Linked DNA regions of Homo sapiens: regions 1 and 2 are each linked to region 3. A link is an interaction called in ENCODE POLR2A ChIA-PET data of the cell type or tissue named here. Cell type or tissue: PC-3. All regions are shown on one strand.

Region 1 (8,000 bases), 65 kb before region 3:
AAGGACAGGAGTTCAAGACCAGCTTGGCCAACATGGTGAAACCCCATCTCTACTAAAAATACAAAAAATTAGCTGGGTGTGGTGGTGGGCACCTGTAATCCCAGCTACTTGGGAGGCTGAGGCAGGAGAATTGCTTGAACCCTGGGGGCAGAGGTTGCAGTGAGCCAAGATCACGCCATTGCACTCCAGCCTGGGCAACACGAGCAAAACTCCATCTAAAAACAAACAAACAAACAACAACAAAAAACTTCTGGACTCAAGCAATCCCTCTGCCCTTAAGCAATTCTCCCACCTCGGCCTCCCAAAATGCTGGGATTATAGGCTGGAGCTGCCATGCCCAGTCAGACCCAGTATTTTAATCATTGTACTTTTTTTTTTTTTTTTTCCAGGCGGAGTCTCACTCTGTCACCCAGGCTGGAGCACAATGGCATGACCTCAGCTCACCACAACTTCCGCCTCCCAGGTTCAAGGGATTCTCCTGCCTCAGCCTCCCAAGTAGCTGAGATTATAGGTATGCACCAGCACGCCTGGCTAATTTTGTATTTTTAGTAGAGACGGGGTTTCTCCATGTTGGTCAGGCTGGTCTCAAACTCCCGACCTCAGGTGATCTGCACACCTCGACCTCCCAAAGTGCTGGGATTACAGGCGTGAGCCACTGTGCCTGGCCTCTAATTGCTGTACTTTTATAGTGTGTTTTGACCTCTGGTCCCTACTTCCTGAAACACGCCCTTTTCTTGGCCTCCATGACCTGACACTTATTTAATTTATTTATTTATTTATTGGTAGGGACAAGGTCTCATTATGTTGCCCAGACTGGTCTCAAACTTCTGGATTGATGCACTCCCCTTGCCTTGAATTCCCAAAGTGCTGGGATTACAGGCATGAGCCACCATGCCTGGCCCCACTTGTCTATTTTGGTTTTGGAGGCAGGGTCTCCCTCTGTCACCCAGGCTGGAGGGCAGTGGTGCGATCACAGCTCACTGTAGCCTCAACCTCCCAGGCTCAAGCAATCCTCCCACCTAAGCCTCCCAAAGTGCTGGGAGTACAGGCATGAGCCACCTTGCCCGGCCATTTGTCTATTTTTCTTTATCCTCCTGTGGGTACTCTTTAGTCTTCTCCATAGCTTCTGTCTCTCTGGTCATCCCCTAAACATTAGTGTCTTCAATATCCTAGCCCATTCTCATTCTACACCCTCCCTGGGTGATCTTATTCACTAACATGCTGATGGCTCTTAAATACATACCTTTATTGCAAATGGCATTCCTAAATATCTCTATTCATTATCCTATGGAGATGTCAAATTCAATCTGTGAAAAGCTGAACTCATCTTTTCTCCTACTCACCTCCCACCCCAACAAACCTGGTCTTATTTCCTATTTTAGTGTTTCCTCCATCCTTTTTTTTTTTCTTTTTTTCTTTTTTTTTTTTTTTTTGAGTCATGGTCTTGCTCTGCTGCCCAGGCTGAAGTGCAGTGGCATGATCATAGCTCACTGTAAGTGTCGAACTCCTGGACTCAAGCAATCCTCTGCTTCAGCCTCCAGAATAGCCAGGACGACAGTTGTGCACCACCACACCTGGCTAACTTTAAAAAAAAATTTTTAATTTTGCAGAAACAGGGTCCCCAATCTTGTCCTGGCTGGTATTGAACTCCTGGCCTCGGCACCCTGCTTCCCTCTGTCATTGAATGGTACAATTTCCCATACAATTGCTGAAGTCAGAAACCTGCTTGTTTTCTTGTCAGTCTCTTTCTTTTTTTTCTTTTTTTCTTTTTTTTGAGATGGAGTCTCACTCTGTCACCTAGGCTGGAGTATAGTGGTGCGATCTCAGCTCACTGCAACCTCCGCCTCCCGGCTTCAAGCGATTCTCCTGCCTCAGCCTCCTGAGTAGCTGGGATTACAGGTGCATGCCACCATGTCTGGCTAAATTTTGTATTTTTAGTAGAGACAGCGTTTCACCATGTTGGCCAGGCTGGTCTCAAACTCCTGACCTCGTGATCCACCTGCCTTGGACTCCCAAAGTGCTAGGATTACAGGCGTGAGCCACCGTGCCTGGCCTCTTCTCAGTCTATTTCTATTCCTCCTCCTCCTTGTAAATCAATCCCCAAGTTATGTTCACTGGACCTCCTAAATATCTCGAGTTTACCCAATTATCTCCACCCCACTGTGACTACGCTAGGTTAGGCTGCTTTCATCAAGTACTCGGGTAATTGCACTACCTCTAACTGGTATCCCTGCCTCCTCTCTTATCCTCTCTGTAATCCAATCTCTATCCTGCAGCCAGGGTAGAGATTAAATTTATAAGATGTAAATTTAATCATGCCACTCTCCTACTTAAACCTTTCAAGGCTTCCCCATCTGCCTACAGGATCAAGTCCAAACTCTCACGTGGCTTATACGGTCCTGCCATGATCTGGCTCCTGTTATTCACTACAGCCTTAACTCTTTATAATATGAACTCTTTTCATTCCTTGTACAGAGTATGCTCTTGTCTCAAGGTCTCCAGGAGCACTAGGCCCTCCTCTTTACCTTGTTGACTTATCCTACAGGTCACAGCTTCACACATTTCTTCTGGGACCACTCCTTCCCAGCCCCTACCCTCTGTGGGTCAGCCACCCTTGTTTTTCACTTCCACACCCCGTGTACACTTTTCTGTATAATTCATCACATTGTATTGTATCTACAGGCAGTGAACCCCTTGAGCACGGGGCCCGCGCCTGGCTTGTTCTCCGCTGTCTCCAGCACCTAGGACAGGGCCTGGCACGAAGTAGGTGCACAGTGAGTAGTGAATGCTGGAGTGAATAGATGCAAGAGGGCTGGTGTCTTTTAGAAAGCAGCGCTCAGTGGCTGAGAACTCCTGGGTTCCCTGCTGGGCAAGGGTTAGGCGTACATTTGCCAGGGTGTTAAAGGAGGAACGCAGGGTTCAAATCCCAGCTCCACTTAACCTCCCCCACACTGCGGCGACGCCGCGCCTTTTTTCCGACCCAACTGAGCCGGAAGTGGAGGCGCGGGCTTCCCATGATGCCCCGCGAGACCTTTATTCTAACCGCAAGGAGTAGCGGAGGGGAGGTCGTGATGGCGGCGCCGGAGGCGGAGGTTCTGTCCTCAGCCGCAGTCCCTGGTAAGGCGTGGGGCCAAGAGTTTGGGGAGCCTTGGGGACTTGTTTCTTCCCTACCGCCGCGCCATCCATTCGTTTATCCGCTGGTCCTCTCCCTAGCCCGTCTTCCCTGTCTTCCGGGTGTCCTACACGGCTCTGGCTGTGACTCCATCGCCCTGGGTCGCACTGGACCCTGCTTGACTACACTTTTGACTCATTTCCCCAGATCAAGTCCCGCAGCTTTCTGAGCGGGGAGCCCTCCGAAATCCCCCCACTATCTTGCAGTCGATTAAATCTCCTCAGGCAACAGGGATCAGGAATCTCTCCCTGCCACGGCCCATACTGTAGGCTGCGGAGGATATGGGCGTATGTCGGAGTGCCTGCTTTTTCAGGGTGGCTGGTTTGTCGGCCACAGGGAATGAGAAGACTGACTGGCTTTTAGGTTTTTAATTTTTCTCTCTTGTCCCTCTTTTCATCTACCAGATTTGGAGTGGTATGAGAAGTCCGAAGAAACTCACGCCTCCCAGATAGAACTACTTGAGACAAGCTCTACGCAGGAACCTCTCAACGCTTCGGAGGCCTTTTGCCCAAGAGACTGCATGGTACCAGTGGTGTTTCCTGGGCCTGTGAGCCAGGAAGGCTGCTGTCAGTTTACTTGTGAACTTCTAAAGCATATCATGTATCAACGCCAGCAGCTCCCTCTGCCCTATGAACAGCTTAAGCACTTTTACCGAAAACCTTCTCCCCAGGTAGGCACAGGCTTTGGGAGCAAGTTGGTGGGAAGACTTTGTGGCTCTTAGATGGGAGGCAGGTAGAAAGGGGGTCTAAGAAATCTTCAAAGCCTGAGAGAATAAGCAGCTTCCAGGGCTTCGGTCACTTTCTCCCCACTCTAGTCTTTGGTAGCCTAACCCTTCTGGCTTTTTCAACTGTTCTTTCTTTCTGAAACTCACGTGTTGCATTTGGACTTAATGAACTGGCTCTTTGCATTTTTTTCTTTTGAGACAGAGTCTTGCTCTGTTGCCCAGGCTAGAGTGCAGTGGCGAGATCTCAGCTCACTGCAACCTCCGCCTCCCAGGTTCAAGCGATTCTGCTGCCTCAGCCTCCCGAGTAGCTAGGATTACAGGCTCCTGCCACCACACCCAGCTAATTTTTGTATTTTAATTAATTTATTTATTTTATGTTTTGAGACAGAGTCTCTCTCTTGTTGCCCAGGCTGGAATGCAATGGCGTGATCTCGGCTCACTGCAGCCTCCATGTCCCAGGTTCAAGCGATTCTCATGCCTCAGCCTCCCCAGTAGCTAGGATTACAGGCACGTGCCACCATGCCCAGCTTATTTTTGTATTTTTGGTAGAGACGGGGTTTCACCATGTTGACCAGGCTGGTCTCGAACTCCTGACCTCAAGTGATCTGCCCGCCTTGGCCTCTCCCAAAGTGCTGGGATTACAGGCGTGAACTACCGCGCCTGGCCTGCATGTTTCTTTAATAGCATCCTGTTGTTTAATTTCTGTATGGACTTCTTTTTTCTTCTTTTTTTTTTTTTTTTTTGAGACAGAGTCTCGCCTTGTCACCCAGGCTGGAGGACAGTGGCATGATCGCAGCTCACTGCAACCCCAATCTCCCAGGTTCAAGTGATTCTCCTGCCTCAGCCTCCCCAGTAGCTGGGATTACAGGCATGCACCACCACACCCAGCTAATTTTTTGTTTGTTTGTTTGTTTTTGATAGGGAGTTTCACTCTGTCACCCAGGCTGGAGTGCAGTCGTGCCATGTTGGCTCACTGCAACCTCCGCCTCCCAGGTTCAAGTGCTTCTCCTGTCTCAGCCTCCTGAGTACCTGGGATTATAGGCATGCGCCACCATGTCCAGCTAATTTTTGTATTTTTAGTATAGACGGGGTTTCACCATGTTGGCCAGGCTGGTCTTGAACTCCTGACCTCAGGTGATCCGCCTGCCTCAGCCTCCCAAAGTGCTGGGATTACAGGCATGAGCCACCGTGCTCCGCCTGTTTGTTTCTTTTTTTGAGAAGGAGTCTCGCTCTTGTGTGGCCCAGGCTGGAGTGCAGTGGAGCGATCTCGGCTCACTGCAACCTCCACTTTGGGTTCAAGCGATTCTCCTGCCTCAGCCTCGAAGTAGCTGGGATTACAGGCATGTGCCACCACACCTGGTTAAATTTTGTATTTTTAGTAGAGACAGGGTATCGCAATGTTGGCTAGGCTGCTCTCAAACTCCTGACCTCAAGTGATCCGCCCGCCTTGGCCTCCCAAAGTGCTGGGATTACAGGCGTGAGCCACTGCTCCTGGCCCACCTGGCTAATTTTTGTATTTTTAGTAGAGATGGAGTTTCACCATGTTGGCCAGGCTGGTCTCGAAGTCCTGACCTCAGGTTATCCACCTGCCTCAGCCTCCCAAAGTGTTGTTGGGATTACAGGTGTGAGCCACTGCGCCAGGCCATGAACTTCTTTTGCCTGAGGATATTAATTATTGAATTTTTAAGTTTTTCTTTGTTCCTTGCGGCATCTCAGTTTCTTCTAGAATCCATTCCCCATTTGTTTTGTTCTGGACTTTGACTTTCATGTTGGAGAGTTTTATTCTGTGTCTGGTGAATATTTAAGAATAAATTGGCCGGGCGCGGTGGCTCACGCCTGTAATCCCAACACTTTGGGAGGCTGAGGCAGGCGAATCACGAGGTCAGGAGATTGAGACCATCCTGGCTAACATGGTGAAACCCTGTCTCTACTAAAAATACAAAAAATTAGCCGGGCGTGGTGGTGGGCGCCTGTAGTCCCAGCTACTCGGGAGGCTGAGGCAGGAGAATGGTGTGAACCCGGGAGGCGGAGGTTGCAGTGAGCCGAGATTGCGCCACTGTACTCCAGCCTGGGCGAAAGAGCGAAACTCTGTCTCAAAAAAAAAAAAAAGAATAAATCATTGCAAGCTGTGTGTGCATGCCTGGGCCTTATGAGCTGATAGACTTCACTATAAGGAGATTAGGTGGGAACCTGGTGATCTCTTTGTGGGGATTGGAAAGTCTTCCCTCTGGATGGGGGAGAAATTTGGCAGATGATCTAAGCATCTTCACACAGATTTTCATTCATTTCCCCTATATTCACTCTTGCCTCTGTGGTGCCTGTATCACCACTTCCTAAACCTTTCTGGGGTTCTGCTGTGTGGATCAGTTTGCATCCCTTGGGGGTCCCTTCTGTCAGCACTTGGTATTCAGCTCTCTTGAACTCTTAACTCTTCATCTTCTTTCTTTTTTTTTTTTTGAGACAGAGTCTCGCTCTGTCACCCAGGCTAGAGTGCAGTGGCGTGATCTCAGCTCACTGCAAGCTCTGCCTCCTGGGTTCAGGCTATTCTCCTGCCTCAGCCTCCCTAGTAGCTGGGACTACAGGCATCCACCACCACACTCGGCTAATTTTTTGTATTTTTAGTAGAGACAGGGTTTCGCCATGTTAGCCAGGATGGTCTTGATCTCCTGACCTTGTGATCCGCCCGCCTCGGCCTCTCAAAGTGCTGGGATTACAGGCGTAAGCCACTGCGCCCAGCCAACTCTTCATCTTCTATCTTCCAAAACTTCTGTGTTTGCATTTGGCTAGTGTTGTGTAGTTTCCAGTTCTTTCCTCTTGGGAGTTTTCTTTGTCAGTCTTTCCTCTTCTTTCCTTCATTTGTTTCTTAATTTCTTTTCTCTCATTTTGTAATATTTCAGGTGGAAGTGCAAATAAGCATGTGTTCAGTTTACTATGTTTAAGTGGAAGAACAAGTTCAAAGTCATGTTTATTAGACCAAATAATCCTCATTCCTGTTATCACTCCCCATACAGCAAAAATTTGTTGTCACTTTGTCATGTCACCAAATTTCTATTTTAGTTGCTTATATCTGGATATCCTCCACCTTCAGAACACTGTGTTTGCTGTTCTAAATGTGGGAGAATTATGGTTTTGTACAAATAATATATTTTCCTTTTCAGTATAATACCCTCTGATAAAACACAGTGTTTTGGCTGTGGCGGTTCATTGAGCTAGAAATTAAGTCCTGTAAGTCTATGTACACATCCCAGCAGGGTTCTTTTCAAAGAGCATTAGCTTCCCCCTGCCTTGTTCTTCTCTCCCACCATTCTTTGTCCTCACAGGCAGAGGAGATGCTGAAGAAGAAACCTCGGGCCACCACTGAGGTGAGCAGCAGGAAATGCCAACAAGCCCTGGCAGAACTGGAGAGTGTCCTCAGCCACCTGGAGGACTTCTTTGCACGGACACTAGTACCGCGAGTGCTGATTCTCCTTGGGGGCAATGCCCTAAGCCCCAAGGAGTTCTATGAACTCGACTTGTCTCTGCTGGCCCCCTACAGCGTGGACCAGAGCCTGAGCACAGCAGCTTGTTTGCGCCGTCTCTTCCGAGCCATATTCATGGCTGATGCCTTTAGCGAGCTTCAGGCTCCTCCACTCATGGGCACCGTCGTCATGGCACAGGGACACCGCAACTGTGGAGAAGATTGGTTTCGACCCAAGCTCAACTATCGAGTGCCCAGCCGGGGCCATAAACTGACTGTGACCCTGTCATGTGGCAGACCTTCCATCCGAACCACGGCTTGGGAAGACTACATTTGGTTCCAGGCACCAGTGACATTTAAAGGCTTCCGCGAGTGAATGAGTGCTTCTTAATCCTAAAAACACAATGGCTGAATTATCTTTCTCCATGTGGCGCTGAATCACCCATCTGGTTTGGAGCTAGAGTTGCTTCCTGGTGAGAGAGGAAGCAACTCTCCTTCTGGTTGTCTGCCTCCCCTCAGATTTCCTGATAGGCTGATGGCATGTGGCTGTGACTGTGACTGTAATCATTGCTGAACAACATCTCTTTGAATCAAAGGTTGATTTTCCCAGAGGGTGCTGGGTCAGGCATTTCTATTAGGAGTTGGAA
Region 2 (8,000 bases), 270 kb after region 3:
TGTGCTTACAGTGGAGACCTGAGCACAGTGCGGAAGTGCAAGTCCCTGTCCCATCTTTACTTACTGTGTGATGTGGGAATCTCCATTTCCTCTCCTGTAGGATGGGATCATAATAATGACAATCACACACTTGGCAAAACCCTGAGGTTGCTACGCCATCAAATGCAACAACGGACGTGAGACTCTTCTACGAACTGCCCAGCCAAGTCTGCAGAGGGCTGACAATGGGCTTGGATTCAGATCCCAGCACTGCTGCTTAGTAGCTGGGTCAGCTTGGAGAAGTTACTCAACCTCTTTGAGTGTCAGTCTCCTCAAAGATGCAGTGCAATCTCTACCTCATAGGGAAGTAGGAGAGAGACAGTGTGTCTCAAGCACTCAACACCAAGTCTAGCACGGAGTAAGCCTGAAGCTCAAGTGGGCGTCCACTGTGACTATTACCTTTATCGCCAAACATATTTTATACAGGAGCTGTGTAGCATTGCTTATTGAGAAACCAAAGAATGATGTTATAGTATATGTTTTTATAATACGCCTAGGACAGGAGGGTGGGGCAGACTTTGGGGAGAGACCTCCTTGAGCATCTCTTCATGCTAGGCACTGGGCTGTACACACATGGGGAGCTGCCAGCCATCTCCGCCTGCCCTAAGGTGGTTCATTCTACAGGCTCATTCACCTCTGGAAAGTAAAACCAGCCACAGTGGAAGGAGCATCTGAGGCAGATCCTGGCCACAGGCAGAACCCTGTGGGAATCAGGCCATAGGACATTTATGCAATATGGTTGAACAGGAACAGGGTAGTGGCCTCTTAGAGCTCAGCTTCAGATCACAGGGAAATGGGGTTTCCCATAGGGCCAGGGTAGGTTCAGGATGGAAGCCAAAACCACTCGGGTAGGCTGGGCTGAGCACTTGATTGGGGGCTCAGGAGAGAGAGGTACCACAATCTGAGCACCTCCTATTAATACTTGGTAGGCTCTGGCCTGGGCACTTTAAAGAGCATCAAAGCAATCCTACCAGGTAGGTGCTACTAGCCCATTTTCCAAAGGAAGAAACTAAGGCTCAGAGAAGTGAGGCCAAAATATGCTGAACCAGAATTCTACTCCTTGAGCAGGCAGCTTTCCACTGCCCCAGCCTGCCTCCCCCGGGGAAGGAACCTAGGTGCTGACGGGACCTGTCCTGGGCTGTCTCCAAGGAGAGAAAGCAAGCAACAGGGCCCAGGACCCTGGACTCTCTCCCCCAAGTCTCCTCCACTTCCAAGTAGAAGTGGAGACCTCTGTATGCCTCTAGAAGAATAAATTATTAAGAATGTTATTAGCTATAATTTAATGAGCGATTATTATGTGCCAGTGAGCTTTCATTAACTCATTTAATGCTCACAACAGCCCGGTGGCTGGGTCCCTGCCCACCTTTATATATGGATGAGAAACCAAAGTCCAGAAAAGCTAGCATTGATTCCTCTGGCACCCCTTCTACTTTTTTGGAAAATAAAAATGCGTTGTTGCAATACTTTGGAGCATCAACCCAGAATCACATAACAAGAACAGAGGAATTAGTCAGTTGCAAAGTCCTCCCTCGTGTCTACCCCAAGTCCCTCAGGCTGCAGTGAGAGCTTGACATTCCCCAGCTTCTCTGGGCCAGCCAGCAGCCACCCCCTACCATGTGGCCTTGGTCCCTCCTCTGCTGGGAATCAGGAGGGGGGTGGTCCTCCTTTGTTCCCCAGGCTCGGGGGAGCATTCCTACCCCAGAGAGGCCAGCTGAGGTCACGGGTCTATGCCCCCTCCCCAGGCCAGCCTGACCAAGCTGGCAGCCCCGTCAATCAGGTGCAGCCTGCTCAGCAGCCAGCCTTTTATTTCCTATATTAAAAGGGCTTGTGATTCCTGATTGAATTAAAGGCGGGAAGGTCAGCTCTGAGACCAGCAGGGAGATTTCAATCACGGGAGACCGGAGGCAGCCAAGGTGGGCAGGGGGGCAAGGCAGGGAGCAGACAAGGCCAGGAGCAAGAGTAGGGACGGGCACCACCGCTTCTCTCCCAGGCCAGACCAGTCAAAGCATGGTACAAGGGTGGCTAGTCCACAGCACCCACCCCCACAACCCTTTTGAAAATGTCAGTTTGAATTAAAGAAATTTCATCCTCTGATACAGCAGACAACCTGAACTGCTGGACTAGGCAGACTTGCTTGCGTATCTGTTAGTTAAAATGCCCTCAGAAAAGTGAATTCCACAGTTTCCCTCATTTCCTACTGTCAGCAGGTTCTTTCTGACTTCTCTCTTAAACTCCATGTTGGATCTTAAGGAGACAAAGATGATGCTACTTGCTTTGAAGTTATAAAGGACAGTCAATCAGCTGCTTTTTCGGCACCTATGGCTCAGGCTCAGGGATCCTGCAAACTGCCAGTGCTTTCCTGCGACCTGGGTAGAGTGGGGAGAGGACTGCAATGAACACAGTCTTCCTGGCTGTGTGCTTGGGGGAAAGCTCCTCATTTGCCCAGGGACTCAGTTTCCCCATCTGTGCAATGGGCAGCATAGTCCGTACAGGATTTGCTGGAGTACTAGCCTTCCCTGGATAGTCAGGGTTGAGATGTGCCTTTTTGCTTGGGCTAGCACTGAGTCTACCTTATATATAACCCTGGAGTCCCCCTGCCAAGAGTCAAGTCAGGAAGTACAAGGGCTTGATTCCTATCTCTGCAGGGCAGATATGGAAGCCCTGGGGTAAATGCCCCATGTCCTCCAAGGATAGGCAGGAAGAACAGGCTTGACCCATGGTGGGGCTAAAGTTAAATATCAGGATGAACTGACTTCCTCAGTGAGAGTGGTTTCTGGAACTAGATCACAGAGAAGCCTTTTCCCGTCTCCCTACCCGCTACCCCCTCCGGTCCTGTGCTATCTCCATGCAGGCAGCCTTAGATATAGGGGTTGCACCACAAGTGGTGGGACTGAGATCAGACATGAGAAAGGACTTCCTAATGGTGGGCGAGATAAGGCAGTAACATACATCATCAAAGGAGGGGCGCCTGTGGGGCACGTTTAAGGAAATAAGGAATCATGGGCACCACCTAAGGCAGTGGAGGTAAGCTCTGGGCCTGGAGCCAGAGAGCTGGTTCCCTTCTCAAACCTTGCTGGTCTTGAGCAGGTCCTTTGCCTCTTCTGCGGAAGGGAGGTGATGATGCTATCTTAGCAAACAAGGCACGCACAGGCTTCTAATGGCAGAGTGACATGGGCGGCTGAGGGTCGGCTGTGTGGGTGGCTTTTTCCTGTATATATGAATTTTATATGCCCTTCCAAAAAGTCAGTAATATCTTTTTAATGCCTTAGCATAGCTGTATCTTTCTCTACCAGCAGATTCACAATTCCTGTTCCATGTTCCAGACACTGTTTTAAGTACTTTACATATATTTAACTCATTTAACCTTCTCAATAACTGTCATGATCCCCATTTAGAGATGGGGAAACTGAGGCACAGAGCAGTCCAGTAATTTGCCTAAACTTAGCAGTAGCAGAGTGATGGTTTGAATCGGGGCAGCCAGGCTCTGGAACAATGCTAGCACTCAAGCTACAACTCTCTGTGATGAAAGAGTCCTTCTGTATCTGTGCTATGCAGTGTGGCAGCCATGAGCATTTGCCATATGACTTATGTGACCAAAAAACTGGATTTTACTTTTACTTCATTTTAATTTAAGTAGCTACATGGGGCTAGTGGCTGCTGTATGGGACAGTGCAGCTCTAGAGACCCTGGGAACACCAGGCAGGCAGGACGAGGTCATCACTGAAGATCATTCAGATTTGTCCCTCTCATCCTCCCATTACCCTCCTCCTGCTACTTCCAGCCTAGACTTCCAGGAAAGTTCTCCCTTTCTCCCACATTCCCCTGTGAGAGCTTCCTTGTCCATCAGCAGGTGTGTGTTCCACCCACAGCTGCCTCCTTGTTCCTGACATGCTTGAAGCTGTCTTGGAAGACCAGGACAGCCCCATGCAGGGGCCTGGCCTGGTCCTTGGTGTCTGAGTGAGCTCCCTGTAGAGCCTGGCCTATTGGTGCTGGCAACCTCTCTTGACACCAGGGAGAGAGCACTTCTCCCACGAAGGGGACCCATCCCTCCTTGGTGGACACTTTGTGACCTGAGTCCACTGGGGAGACATATATGGACAGCACTCCCACACCAGGGCCTCAAGCTGGAAGCTCCCTTCTAGGTCACACCCTGTCCTGAGACCTGAGGTCTCTGCAACTGATGGGGTGTACTGACAGCTTCCTGCTCTGCCCCCCAGGGGCTGAGGCCCAATAGGGCGCTAGATGCTAGAACCGCAAGGAGTCAGTGGTGCTACGGAGGGCTGGAACTCATTCTGAGCCTTGAAGTAGGAAAAGTTGTAGGTGAGCTAAGCCTGTGGTAGGGGGCATATCCTGCAGAAAGAAGAGTAAGGTCAGAGGGGTAGAGGCACAAAGGTTTGGCTGCATTATCATATAGGAACAAGGCAAGAGTTGAAGCCACAGGGAGCTTGGGGAGAAGAAGCAGCTAGTAACGCTAACACCCCTGTTTTAGCACCCCTGCAGGCCAGCACAGTTCTAGACCCATTATGTGTGTTATCTCATATGGTTCTCAGAACTGCCCTAGGAGGTAGACAGACCTTACAAAGAAGGAAAAGGAGACTCAAGAGGGGAGAGGCACTTGCCCAAGTCACACAGCCAGCAGCCTGGCTTCACCGGTACTGCGCATACCTGGCCTGCTTCCAAAAGACACGTGGACTTGCTTCTGCAAACAACAGATTTTCAGGAGGATCATGCCAGGCTTGTACTTTCTTATTCTTTTCTTTTCTTTTGAGACAGGGTCTCACTCTGTCACCCATGTTAGAGTGCAGTGGTGTGATCATAGCTCACTGCAGCCTCAACCTCCTAGGCTCAAGCAGTCCTCCCACCTCAGCCTCCAGAGTAGTTGGGATTACAGGCCTGAGCCACCACACCCGGCCCAGGTTTGTACTTTGAAAAGCTCCCTGGGGCTGCTGAATGAGAATGAATGGGAATGGGAAAGGCAGGAGACAGGAGCTGGGCAGGAAGTGGTGGCAGTAATTGAGAAAAAGAGGGCCTGGCCTGCTATGTGTAGGAAGCTAAGTCAGCAGAGAGAGGGAGAAGGCCCCAAACTGCAAAGTGGATCCACAGGGTGCTGTTGGCTGGGGTGGAGCTGAGGAGGGACCGCCAGAGAAAGTGATGACTTGCGTTTAGATCATGTTACTTTTGAGGGGCCCATGAGAACTTCAGGGATCTGGAGCTCAGGAAGGAAAACCTGAGGTAGAGGAATGGATTTGGGGGCCAGTGTTGATGGTTGAGACCTTGAGTGGGTTCTGGGAGAAGAGAAGCAGCCCCCATCTTACCCTGAGGACTCCCAACCTCCCAGGGACCAGCAGAGGGTTGGGAGCCCTTCAAGAAAACAAAAACAGAGACCCAGGAGGACAGGCATCCTGGAAATGAGGGAGGTCAACATGGGGAGACCTAGGAGGACGGGCATCCTAGTAATGAGGGAAGTCAGCATGGGGAGGCCCTGAGCAGGCCAAGGAAATAAAAACTCAAACTGGACCCTCCAGATTTGGTGCCCAGGAGGTTCTAGCAGGGACAGCAGAGGGCAGGAACCAGGCTGGGCTGTGGGGTGAGGACAGCATGGAAGGCAGGCCATGGGGAAGGGGCGCAGCTCTCCAGGAAAAGGGAGAAGATGAGGCAGTGGTTAGAAGGGAGGTGAGAGAGCACCTCTGGGGTCCCTGGGTACACCCTGCCACATGAGTAGTCCCTGGAGCTTCAGGTCTGCATGCCCTGGCTCCTTTATGCCAAGTGTGGCTTCTCTGACTTCCTCCCTCACACGCTCCGAAAAGCACTCAAAAAAGTGCTGAGCCCACTGCTGGCCCTGGAAAGGTTTGCTGATTCACGGAGGTGGAGAGTCTGGCAGCCTGAAGATGGCAGAGGACTCCACCCTGCCTTGGGGAAAGAAAGCAGCCTGGAAGATGTAGGAGAGGCCACAACATTCTACTCATATACATCCTGTGCAGGGTGCAGGGCCAGAGATGGGCAAGAGCCGGTGCCAAGAACATATCCCTAGCTGGCCATCCTCTGAGGCAGAGGGAGCAGAGAGGTCCCAGAACTACTGTAGTTTTATACTAAGTCTTAAAATTAGGTAGTATAGTTCTCTAGCAGGTGAGGAATGAAGGAGGGTTCCTTGGGGGAGGTGCATTAGTGCTGGGCCCAGCGGATGGGTTCAGTTTTGCCCAGTGGAAATGGAAAGGGAAAGGACATTCCTGACAGCATGCACACAAGCAGGAAATCGAGAGGCCTTGTAGGCATCTGGCAAGGAGCCTGGGCTGGCTGGCTCCTCCAGCATCAGCTGTGGAGAGACATGACGCTGAAGGGAAGCTGGCCTCCAAGTCAGGGAGAGCTCTGAATGTGCAAGTAAAAGAGTTGGAGCTTTATTCTGCAGACAGTGGTGAGCCCTTGCAGGTTTTGCAGCAGGAGAGATCTCTGAGGGTATCTCCTCTGGCTGGAGCAGCTGTGGGAAGACCAATTGGTTCTTGATGGGAGGGAGGGGAGGGAATGTCCATCAGGGTCTCCCATAGGGCAAGAACCCCAACCCCACAGTCAAGGCCAGGCTGGTAAAAATAGCTGGGAATCCCGCTGGATAAAAATAGCTGTGGGCAAGGGAACTCACCTGCACCAACAGGTAGGAAAAGTAGGTCATGGCTATGGGCCACCTGGGAGGTGAGCAGGAGGGAACAGAGCTCCTTCAGAGCCTACCACTTCCTCCTTCACCCGTGAAGACTCAGCCTCCTGGGCAGCTCTGAGCAAGGTCTGACAATGGAAGAAGGTCTGGAATTAGCTCCCTAGGCCTGTGGGCCACATGCTATCTCTCCCTCTGGGGGCATTTCTACCTCCCAGCTAGCTTTGAGCATCTTCTGGCACCCTGCTTTGACTTCAGGAATCCACTTCCCAGCAGAATCTAGTGATTCGTTTCTTGGCGACATCACTTTCTAGACTCACTGAGTTCAGAATCTATTAACCTCTTTATTGTAACTGTTGATTTATTGAGCATTTATGAAGTTCTATGCGTGGTGCTAACTTTTTCACAGTACAAGAATAACCTCTCTGAAATATGAGTCTGTTCTCCAAGAGCCAAGCGTCTCTCTCTCGGAACTTCTGTCCACACTACTGGGTTTTTTAAATTATCATACAGTAAAATTTACTGTTTTTCTTCTGGTATACGGTTCTATGGATCTGAACATGTGCAGATGTGTGTATCCTCCACCATCATCAGGATACGGGAAAACTCCATCATCCCCTAAAAACGCACTCATGCTGTTGTTTTATAGTTATATCCTCACCCCACCCATAGTCCTGGCAAATACTAATATGTTTTCCATCACCATAATTTTGTCTTTTTGAGAGTATCAAGTAAATGAAATTACAGTGTGTGACATCTTGACTGGCTTCTCTCATTTAGTATGAAAGTCTTTGACATTTATCCAAATATTGTTGCACTTATCAATATTGTTCCTTTGTACTAATCAGTGGTATTTCATTGTTAACCATTAACCCATTGAAGGACATTTGAGCAGTTTGCAGATTTTGGCTATTACAAATAAAGTTGCTATGAACATTCAGGTACAGGTTTTCATGTGAAGAGATGTTTTCATTGCTCTAGGGTAACTACATTAGGAGGGGGATTACTGGGTCACATGGTAAGTGTATACTCAAAGATTTAACTTTACAAGAAAGTGACGAACCATTTTACAAAGCATCTGTACCATTTTACATTCCCACCAGCAATGTATGAGAGTACTAGTTTCTCTGTGTTCTTGTCAGCTCTTGGTTTTACATTTTTTAATGTGCTATTCTAACAGGTATGTAGAGGTATCCCATCATGGATTCAATTCACATTTCTCTGAGTGTTAGTAATGTTGAATATCTTTTCATGTGTTCGTTTGTCATTTTTATATCCTCTTTGGTGAAGTGTCTGTACAAGTCCTTTACCCATTTTT
Region 3 (8,000 bases):
TCCTATTGCCTTCAAGCTTCCCACCTCCAATCTGCTCTACTGCTACGGTTTAATGTTTCTTTTCTTTTCTTTTTTCTTTTCTTTTCTGCAGCCCTCCAGGAAGACCGTGCTTAGGTGGGGGTGGCAGGGGGTGCAGGGCATGAGAAGGCTGCAGGGCAGGCAGGACAGGGGCAGTCACAACACTCCTTCATTAATACTGTTCATGACTTGAAGAAACCTCTGAGTGAACTTTGGATCTGATGGTTTCAGGGTGAATTTATTAAAGTTGAGGGTATTCATATTAAAATAATATAAACTAGATTTTGCCTGGGACATGGGTACTCATGCCATGTGGTATGTGCTCCACAGACAGCTTGTGTGTGCGCGTGTGTGTGTTTGTGTGTGTGTGTGTGTGAGAGAGAGAGCTGTTATAACTCGATATTTGGAAAAATGCCATGTTTTTCCATTTGCTTACAGTTTCCTTTTGACCCCAGAGAAGACTTTTTTTTTTTTTAGCTCTATGAGCAGCTATCCAGAGAAGATTTTCTGATGCATTTGTCACTAGGAGCTGCCAGGTCATGGAACGTGAGAACCCAGGGGAGGAAGTGGAGCCGGCCTCTCTGCTTACTCCTACTGGGTCATTGGGAGGCAGCTGGCCAGAACGGAGGGAGAGAGAGAATGTTTCTTTGCCCTTTTTTTTTTCCCATCTGACCTTTTAAAGGGACTTGTGCCCTGCTGCCTTCCTCTCAGAAACTGCATGCACGTTTGAATGAAGGCAGGGAGGGGGATGGGGGAACATGGACCATTAGGTAGGTATCCAGCACACTGCTTCCAGGCTAGGTTGGTCCCCAGATCTCTGTCGGGGTCCAGGGCTCAGGGCCATTCCATCACCTTAGATACCAGGGGTGTGTCTGAGGTGATGGAATGTTGCTGAAAACCTGTGTATTTCATCTGCCTCAGGCCCCTGAGTCTCTGAGATCTGAGGGTCTCTGATGGGTGGGATGGCCTCTCATTCTTACACCAGTTCTGGGAGGCAGGAAAGGGCAGGCAGAGGGGGTTCCTCTTTCTGGAATGAACCCCCCTACTCACACTAGCTCCAGAGAGGACAAGTGACTTGCCCAAAGTGACCCAGCAAGTCAGAGACAGAGTCCTATTCAATCAAATGACCTGACTTCAATCCCAGATAGAGATACTGCATTTGCTCTCTGGTTGGGAGGAAGGGATTTCTTGGGGGGCAGGATATTCCTGTTGTCCTATTCATTGTCACCTGCCGAGACTGAGAAGAACCTGCTCTGCTCCCTCAACCCTGGGTATGCCCAAGGAGCAGATGGAGGGGAAAGAGCAGAGTGGGGAAAGAGGGAGGGAGAGGCCAGGACAGGGGGAGGCCGAAAGAGAGGAAAGGGCTTGGGGACAGAGGGAGCTGGAAAATGAGCAAACAAAGTCCTGGAAAACAACTTGTATCCCCTTCCCGGCCTCCCTGCCTGCCTTCTCCACTGGAGACAAGTCATTTAGAATAATGAGTCATAATTTGATTACATTGTCTTCCAGCCTCGCAAGGTAAACAAGGATCTCCCCTGGAAGGAAGGAACGGGGTGGCCCAGGCTTCTGGCAGACTCCCTGAGCCTGGGCAGGGGTTTTCCCCTCCTGCAGTTGTCCCTCTCTTCCTGAGTGCGCTTGAAAGACACGTCTGGGTGGCTTCAGCCCCATGTTCCACTAACATTTACATTCTCTTTGTGTCTTCTGTCTGACCCCCCACTCCCCTCCCTGGTAATGTCCTTGCCCTGAAGCCTGCACACCACCATGTAAATATTTAAACCGATCTATTATTTCCTGTTTATTATCAGCATAAATCCTGAGTTCATTCATTGAGCATCTGTCCCCTGGTGTCTATCTCAGAAGGGGAGGCCTGAAGCCAGGGCCATATGTCCACTCTTTTCTAGGAGTACAGAGTCACTCAGGGCAACTGGATTGCTAATTTTGTCTTTTATTTATTTTATTTCTTTCTCCAACTTAAAAATTGTGGCAAAATATGCATAAATTTTACCACCTTAACTTTTTTTTTTTGAGATGGAGTTTCACTCTTGTTGCCTAGGCTGGAGTGCAATGGCACAATCTTGGCTCACTGCAACCTCCGTCTCCCGGGTTCAAGCGATTCTCCTAACTCAGCCTCCCAAGTAGCTGGGATTACAGGCATGCACCACCACGCCTGGCTGATTTTTTGTATTTTTAGTAGAGATGGGGTTTCTCTATGGTGGTCAGGCTGGCCTTGCACTCCCAACATCAGGTGATCTGCCTGCCTTGGCCTCCCAAAGTGCTAGGATTACAGGCATGAGCCACCGCGCCCAGCCCATCTTAACCATTTTTAAATGTATAGCTCTAGTAGTATTAAATACATTCATATGGCTGGGCGCCGTGGCTCACGCCTGTAATCCCAGCACTTTGGGAGGCCAAGGTGGGTGGATCACCTGAGGTCAGGAGTTCCAGACCAGCCTGACCAACATGGTGAAATCCTGTCTCCACTAAAAATACAAAAAATTGGCTGGGTGCAGTAGCTCATGCCTTTAATTCCAGCACTTAGAGAGGCCGAGGCGGGAGGATCGCAAGGTCAAGAGATCGAGACCATCCTGGCCAACACGGTGAAACTGCGTCTCTACTAAAAATACAAAAATTAGCTGGGCGTGGTGGCACGTGCCTGTAATCCCAACTACTCAGGAGGCTGAGGCGGGAGAATTGCTTGAACCCAGGAGGCAGAGGTTGCAGTTAGCCAAGATCGTGCCACTGCACTCCAGCCTGGCAACAGAGCAAGAATCCATCTAAAAAAAAAAAAAATTAGCCGGGCGTGGTGGCGGGTGCCTGTAATCCCAGCTACTCAGGAGGCTGAGGCAGGAGAATTGCTTGAACTGGGAGGCAGAGGTTGCAGCGAGCCGAGATTGCGCCACTGCACTTCAGCCTCGGTGACACAGTGAGACTTCATCTCAAAAAAACAAACAAAACAAAACAAAACAAAAAAAATTCATATTGTTAGGCAACCATCCCCACCTTCTATCTCCAGAATTCTGTTCATCTTATAAAACTGAAACTCTGCATTAATTTACACAAATTCCCCATTCCCTCTTCTTCCCCTTTCCCTGGCACCACGCTTTCACTTTGTCTCTGGATTTGATGACTCTAGGTGCCTCATATAAGGGGAATCACTCAGTATTTGTCTCTTTGTGACTGGTTTATTTCACTTAGCATGATGTCCTCAGGTTCATCCATATTGCAGCAAGTGTCAGAATTCCCTTCCTTTTTTTTTTTTTGTTCTGAGGCAGGGTCTCACTTTGTCCCCCAGGCTGGGTGGAGTGCAGTGACATGATCTTGCTCACTGTAGCCTCCACCTCCCGGTTTCAAGTGATCCCCCTGCCTCAGCCCCCCAAGTAGCTGGGACTACAGACATGTGCCACCATGTCCGTTACTTTTTGTATTTTTTTGTAGAGATGGGGTTTCACCATGTTGCCCAGCCTGGTCTCAAATTCCTGAGCTCAAGTGATCCACCCACCTTGGCCTCCCAAAATGCTGGGATTACAGGTGTGAGCCACTGCGCCTGGCCATTCCCTTCCTTTTTAAGGTTATATTCCATTGCATGTACGAACCACATTTTGCTTATGTGCACTTGGGTTGCTTCTGCCTTTTAGCTGTTGTGAATAAGCTGCTATGAACATAGGTGTACAAACCGGCTTTCATTTTTTTATTATTAAAGCCTATTTTTTATTGATTGCTTATTATGTGCTCAGGACTGTGTAGACTTAATCATTTAATTGTCACAAGTACCTCCTAGGTGGCAACTATTCTCTCCATTTTATGAATGAAGAAATTGAGGCTCTGACAAGCCAAGTAATTTGTCCGAGGTGACGAAAGGGGAGAGCCAGAATGAGCACCTGCTCCTGTTCTTTAACCACCATTTTACTGAATTGTGTTGATGATGGACATGAAGATGAGGTCTTGGGGTATATTGCCTGCAACACCTCCCTCCCCTCTCCAACAGAAAGGGCAGACTCTTCCCCTGACCATCTGCCCAGTGAGATTGGGAGTGAATCCATCCTGCCTGGATGATTCCATCAGCAAGGGCTCTCATTCCTGGCTGCTCATCAGCATCAACCAGGGAATTAAAAGATGATGGCCTGGCCTCTCCCCGGAGTTAAACAGAACAGTTGAATTGAACTCTCTCAGGGCTGGAGCCCAGGCAGCAGCGTTTTTTAAAGGCTCCTTAAATGGTTCTATGTGCAGCCAGGGTTGAGAACCACTGGGCTAGAGGAGAGCGGAGGAAGACTACAGGAGAACTGGTTCCCTGTCCAGCCTCTTTGACTTTCCTTGTGAACTGCTCCACCGCTTTCCCAAGAGTGGCATTTGGCTATGAATGCCCTGAATCCCGTGACTCAGAACCCCTGGAGTGCCTCCCTTCTTTTCCTCCAGAGGTTCTGTTTGGGGTGTGTGAATGTGTGTGTTTGTGTGTGTGTGTGTGTGTGTGTGTGTTTGTGTGTGTGTCCCCTGTGTGACATAGGGCCCGGATGGACCTATCTGGACCAGCCAGACCCTAGAATGAAAACAAGTTGCTGACAGCCCTCAGGCCGCCAGAAATGAATTTCCGTCACCTCCCAATGAGGGGTGAGGGAACTGAGGGGGAGGGCCGGGGTCAGTGCGTCATCAGAGGGTGGGGAGAGGAGGAGGGGAGTACACAGGCCCCACAGGGCGGGGTCAGGGAAATTAGCCTCTGGGCCTGCCCCGGCTCTTTTGCCTGTGACTGTGGCACAACTCCCGTGGTGTTTTGCCCCAAGCCCCACCCATCCTGAGTCTCCCTGAGCTCTGTCTAAATCCAGGGTGGTGTCCAAGCCTGGAGAATTTCCAGGTTGGGCTCTGCCCTAAGGCATCCAGCCTGTGGAGCTGCTTGAATGGGGGCACGTTGGGATGAGGGGGATCAGTTAGCCTGTCCTGGGGATCTTCCTCCAAGCCAGCCTTGAGCCAAGACCTGTAAGATCCATGTGGGCCTAGCAGCCTGCCAGCTCAGTGCCTACAGCAACATGGAGGAAGGGGCTGGGGGTGCAGAAGAAGACCTACCTTGGGCACTGGAGGACAGAGGTTCAGCCACTGCCCTCCTGTGTGCCCCTGTGCAATCACTTCTCTCTGCGCCGTGACATCTCCATGTGCGTTAATTATAAAGGATTAAAGGATTTGGCCCAGATCCCTAGTTCCCAAATTCAGTTGCGCTTTGGAATCTTTCGGGGAGCTTTAAAAACTACCATTGACAATTTCATCCTCCAGAGATGCTGATTTAATTGGTGTAGTTTGTGGCCTGAGCATCAGGAGTTTTAGAAGATCCCCGAGTGAGTCTAATTTAAAGCCACGTTCTAGAAAACTACTTCCTAGCCACAGATACATCATGGCACCCATAGAACATGACAGTATTTGAACAACACACTGTTTCTTAGTCGCTCTGTGCCTCAGTTTCCTCATCTGTACAATGGGGATAATAATGGAACTTGCTTGGTAGGGTTGTTGTGAAGATTATATGAGCTAATGCAGAAAGGCATTGAGAAGAGCACCTGGCAAGTAGTAAAATGCTCAATAAATGTGAGCTGTTTTTATTAATTACCCTCTGGCTCTGCTCCAGATCTGGCCCAACTTCCACCCTCTGTCTTATCTCTCCATGTTCACACACCTCACCAAAGCGACTCAACCTGGTAAACATTTACTAGGGGTCCTCTGTGTGAACCATGCTGTGCCAGGCATTGAAGAAGGGATGTGGTGCATTTGGAATCACCTATGAAGCCGGGGACCCAGAGATGCATAAAACAGGTTTTTGCTCTCAAGACCCACAATCCAGGCCGGAAGAGGCAAGCATGGAAACAGACCTGGCAGAAACACTTCAGGGCTGTTTAATACAGAGGATACTGTCACTCTTTCTGCTTTCTAGGGACATGGCATGGTTCCTCTTGGGGAAATGATTCTTTTGTGGGGAAATCACAGCAATGGGCCCTTTGTGCGAAAAAGGCATGGCTTGACTATGTGAAGATGAAGTCAAGACAGTGATAATTTTGCATAAGATTTGAGGAAGCTGGCATCTATCTCTGAGACAACTGGCCAGAGAGGAGTGGAGATGGGGCCCTCGGAAGAGGGCCAGTGGGTGAGGACTACCATCAAATAAATCTCCAGGCAGAATTAAGCCTCATCTTGATTTTTAAAAAGCATTTTTGTTTGTAGTGGTATATTTTCATATTTTAATTTTTTTTTTTTTTGAGATGGAGTCTCACTCTGTTGCCCAGGCTGGAGTGCAGTGGCATGATCTCGGCTCACTCCAACCTCTGCCTCCCGGGTTCAAGCGATTCTCCTGCTTCAGCCTCCTGAGTAGCTGGGATTACAGGCACGCACCACCACGCCCGGCTAATTTTTGTGTTTTTAGTAGAGGCAGGGTTTCACTATGTTGGTCAGGCTGGTCTCGAACTCCTGACCTCGTGATCCGCCCACCTCGGCCTCCCAAAGTGCTGGGATTACAGGCGTGAGCCACCGCACCCGGCCTTTTAAAATTTTAAGAGTGTGAAAGTATATATAATGAAAAGTCTCCCTCCCCTTCTCCCCTCACCAGATTCTTATGTGGTTTCCCAGAGATATTCTAGGTATACGCAGCAAATGTATATCAACATGTTTTCACTTCCCCCACTCCCACACCCTCCCCCTTTCTTTGGTAAATATGCCATTCACAGTATTCTGCACCTAGCTTTGTATTTACTCAGCATTTGCTTAGCACTGTATTTACTTAGTGAGCATACCATGAGCAGCAAGAGCTTCCTCGTTATTTTTTCTGTTTTTTTTTTGTTTAGTTTTGTTTTGTTTTCTTTTTCTTTTTTTGAGATGGATTCTCGCTCTGTCATCCAGGCTGGAGTACAATGGCATGATCTCAGCTCACTGCAAGCTTTTCCGCCTCCCGGGTTCAAGTAATTCTCCTGCCTCAGCCTCTTGAGTAGCTGGGATTACAGGCACACTACCACCACGCCTGGCTAATTTTTGTACTTTTAGTAGAGACGAGGTTTCGCCATGTTGGCCAGATTGGTCTCAAACTCCTGACCGCAGGTGATCTGCCTGCCTCGGCATCCCAAAGTGCTGGGATTACAGGCATGAGCCACTGCACCCGGCCTCTGTTTTTGTTTTTTAATGTGTCAGTATTTTACACTGCTAAATGTACACACTTTATAGAGAAGCACAATCCTATGGTTTTTAAATAATAACAGGGAAATGGTTTAACATACTAGGGTTGGTTTGCCTAAGCCATTGCTCTCCAGCCTGGGTGACAGAGCGAGACCCTGCCTCAGAAAGAAAAGGAAAAAAAAAATGGTTTCACTGTACATAATATATGTGTGAAGTGACCATAAACACTAGAAACATCTAGAAATACTAGAACTATATTTCAGAAGAATGTAGTTTGATATTTATTGAGTATAAAATTTTCTTTTTTTTTTTTTTTGAGACAGTGTCTGAGTGCAGATCTTGGCTTACTGCAACCTCTGCCTCCTGGGCTCAGGCAACCCTTCCGCCCCAGCCTCCTGAGTAGCTGGGACTACAGGCGTGCACTATCACGCCCAGCTAATAGTATAAAAGTTTTGTGCACAGTGTAACAAATACAATTTTTACAAATCTGCTTTGAAAATGTGGTGGTCATTTCTTCGGGTTTCATACTATTTACTTCATCCATTGCATTTTAAATAGCTTTGTGTCTTGTAACAGCTCGGTTCATCTAGTCCTGGAGTCTAGCTCCAGTCAGCCCACTTTTACCTGCTTGGTGAGGACACCAGAGCCTGCTTCCTCTTCCATTACTGTTATTAAGATTCCAGTTGCCAGATGTTCCTCCTCTCCAGTCAGGTCAGCTATGAGCAAAGTGTCATCAAACACGGCAAAGGAAGTTGCAGCTGGGTAAGTTCTAGTATTCAAATAACTTCTCTTCTTAACTTCTGCTAAAATAGTCTCTTTCTAGCAACTTCAGGCAACTGTAC

Evidence for each region. ChIA-PET counts read pairs that join two places held together with the same protein. Peaks named below come from ENCODE experiments on the same cell type or tissue, not always from the same donor. Only the 100,000 strongest peaks of a DNase experiment are listed, where the experiment ranks them.
Region 1: POLR2A ChIA-PET joins it to region 3 with 5 read pairs; 16 of 35 experiments call an interaction of 5 or more read pairs at or near these places.
Region 2: POLR2A ChIA-PET joins it to region 3 with 5 read pairs; 3 of 35 experiments call an interaction of 5 or more read pairs at or near these places.

What each region holds. Positions count from the first base shown.
Region 1 is chr6:43,632,805-43,640,804 of GRCh38, forward strand. MAD2L1BP (MAD2L1 binding protein) reads left to right here and starts at 3,036. Exons shown (of 3, transcript NM_014628.3): 1 at 3,036-3,117; 2 at 3,577-3,842; 3 at 7,217-8,000. The coding sequence starts at 3,072. The coding sequence ends at 7,729. RefSeq lists enhancers at 4,014-4,801, 4,802-5,588. In PC-3, no CTCF peak of the experiment used is centred here; no DNase peak of the experiment used is centred here; H3K4me3 peaks cover 1,724 bases; H3K27ac peaks cover 925 bases.
Region 2 is chr6:43,966,750-43,974,749 of GRCh38, forward strand. No RefSeq gene overlaps it. Among named protein-coding and RNA genes, the nearest start is that of LINC03040, 30 kb to the right of the region's middle. In PC-3, no CTCF peak of the experiment used is centred here; DNase peaks (open chromatin) are centred at 4,722 and 6,332; H3K4me3 peaks cover 244 bases; H3K27ac peaks cover 3,146 bases.
Region 3 is chr6:43,698,259-43,706,258 of GRCh38, forward strand. It overlaps the pseudogene EXOSC8P1. Among named protein-coding and RNA genes, the nearest start is that of MRPS18A, 14 kb to the left of the region's middle. RefSeq lists an enhancer at 4,646-5,631 and a silencer at 4,734-4,833. In PC-3, no CTCF peak of the experiment used is centred here; DNase peaks (open chromatin) are centred at 1,503, 4,423, 4,743 and 6,713; H3K4me3 peaks cover 2,171 bases; H3K27ac peaks cover 5,126 bases.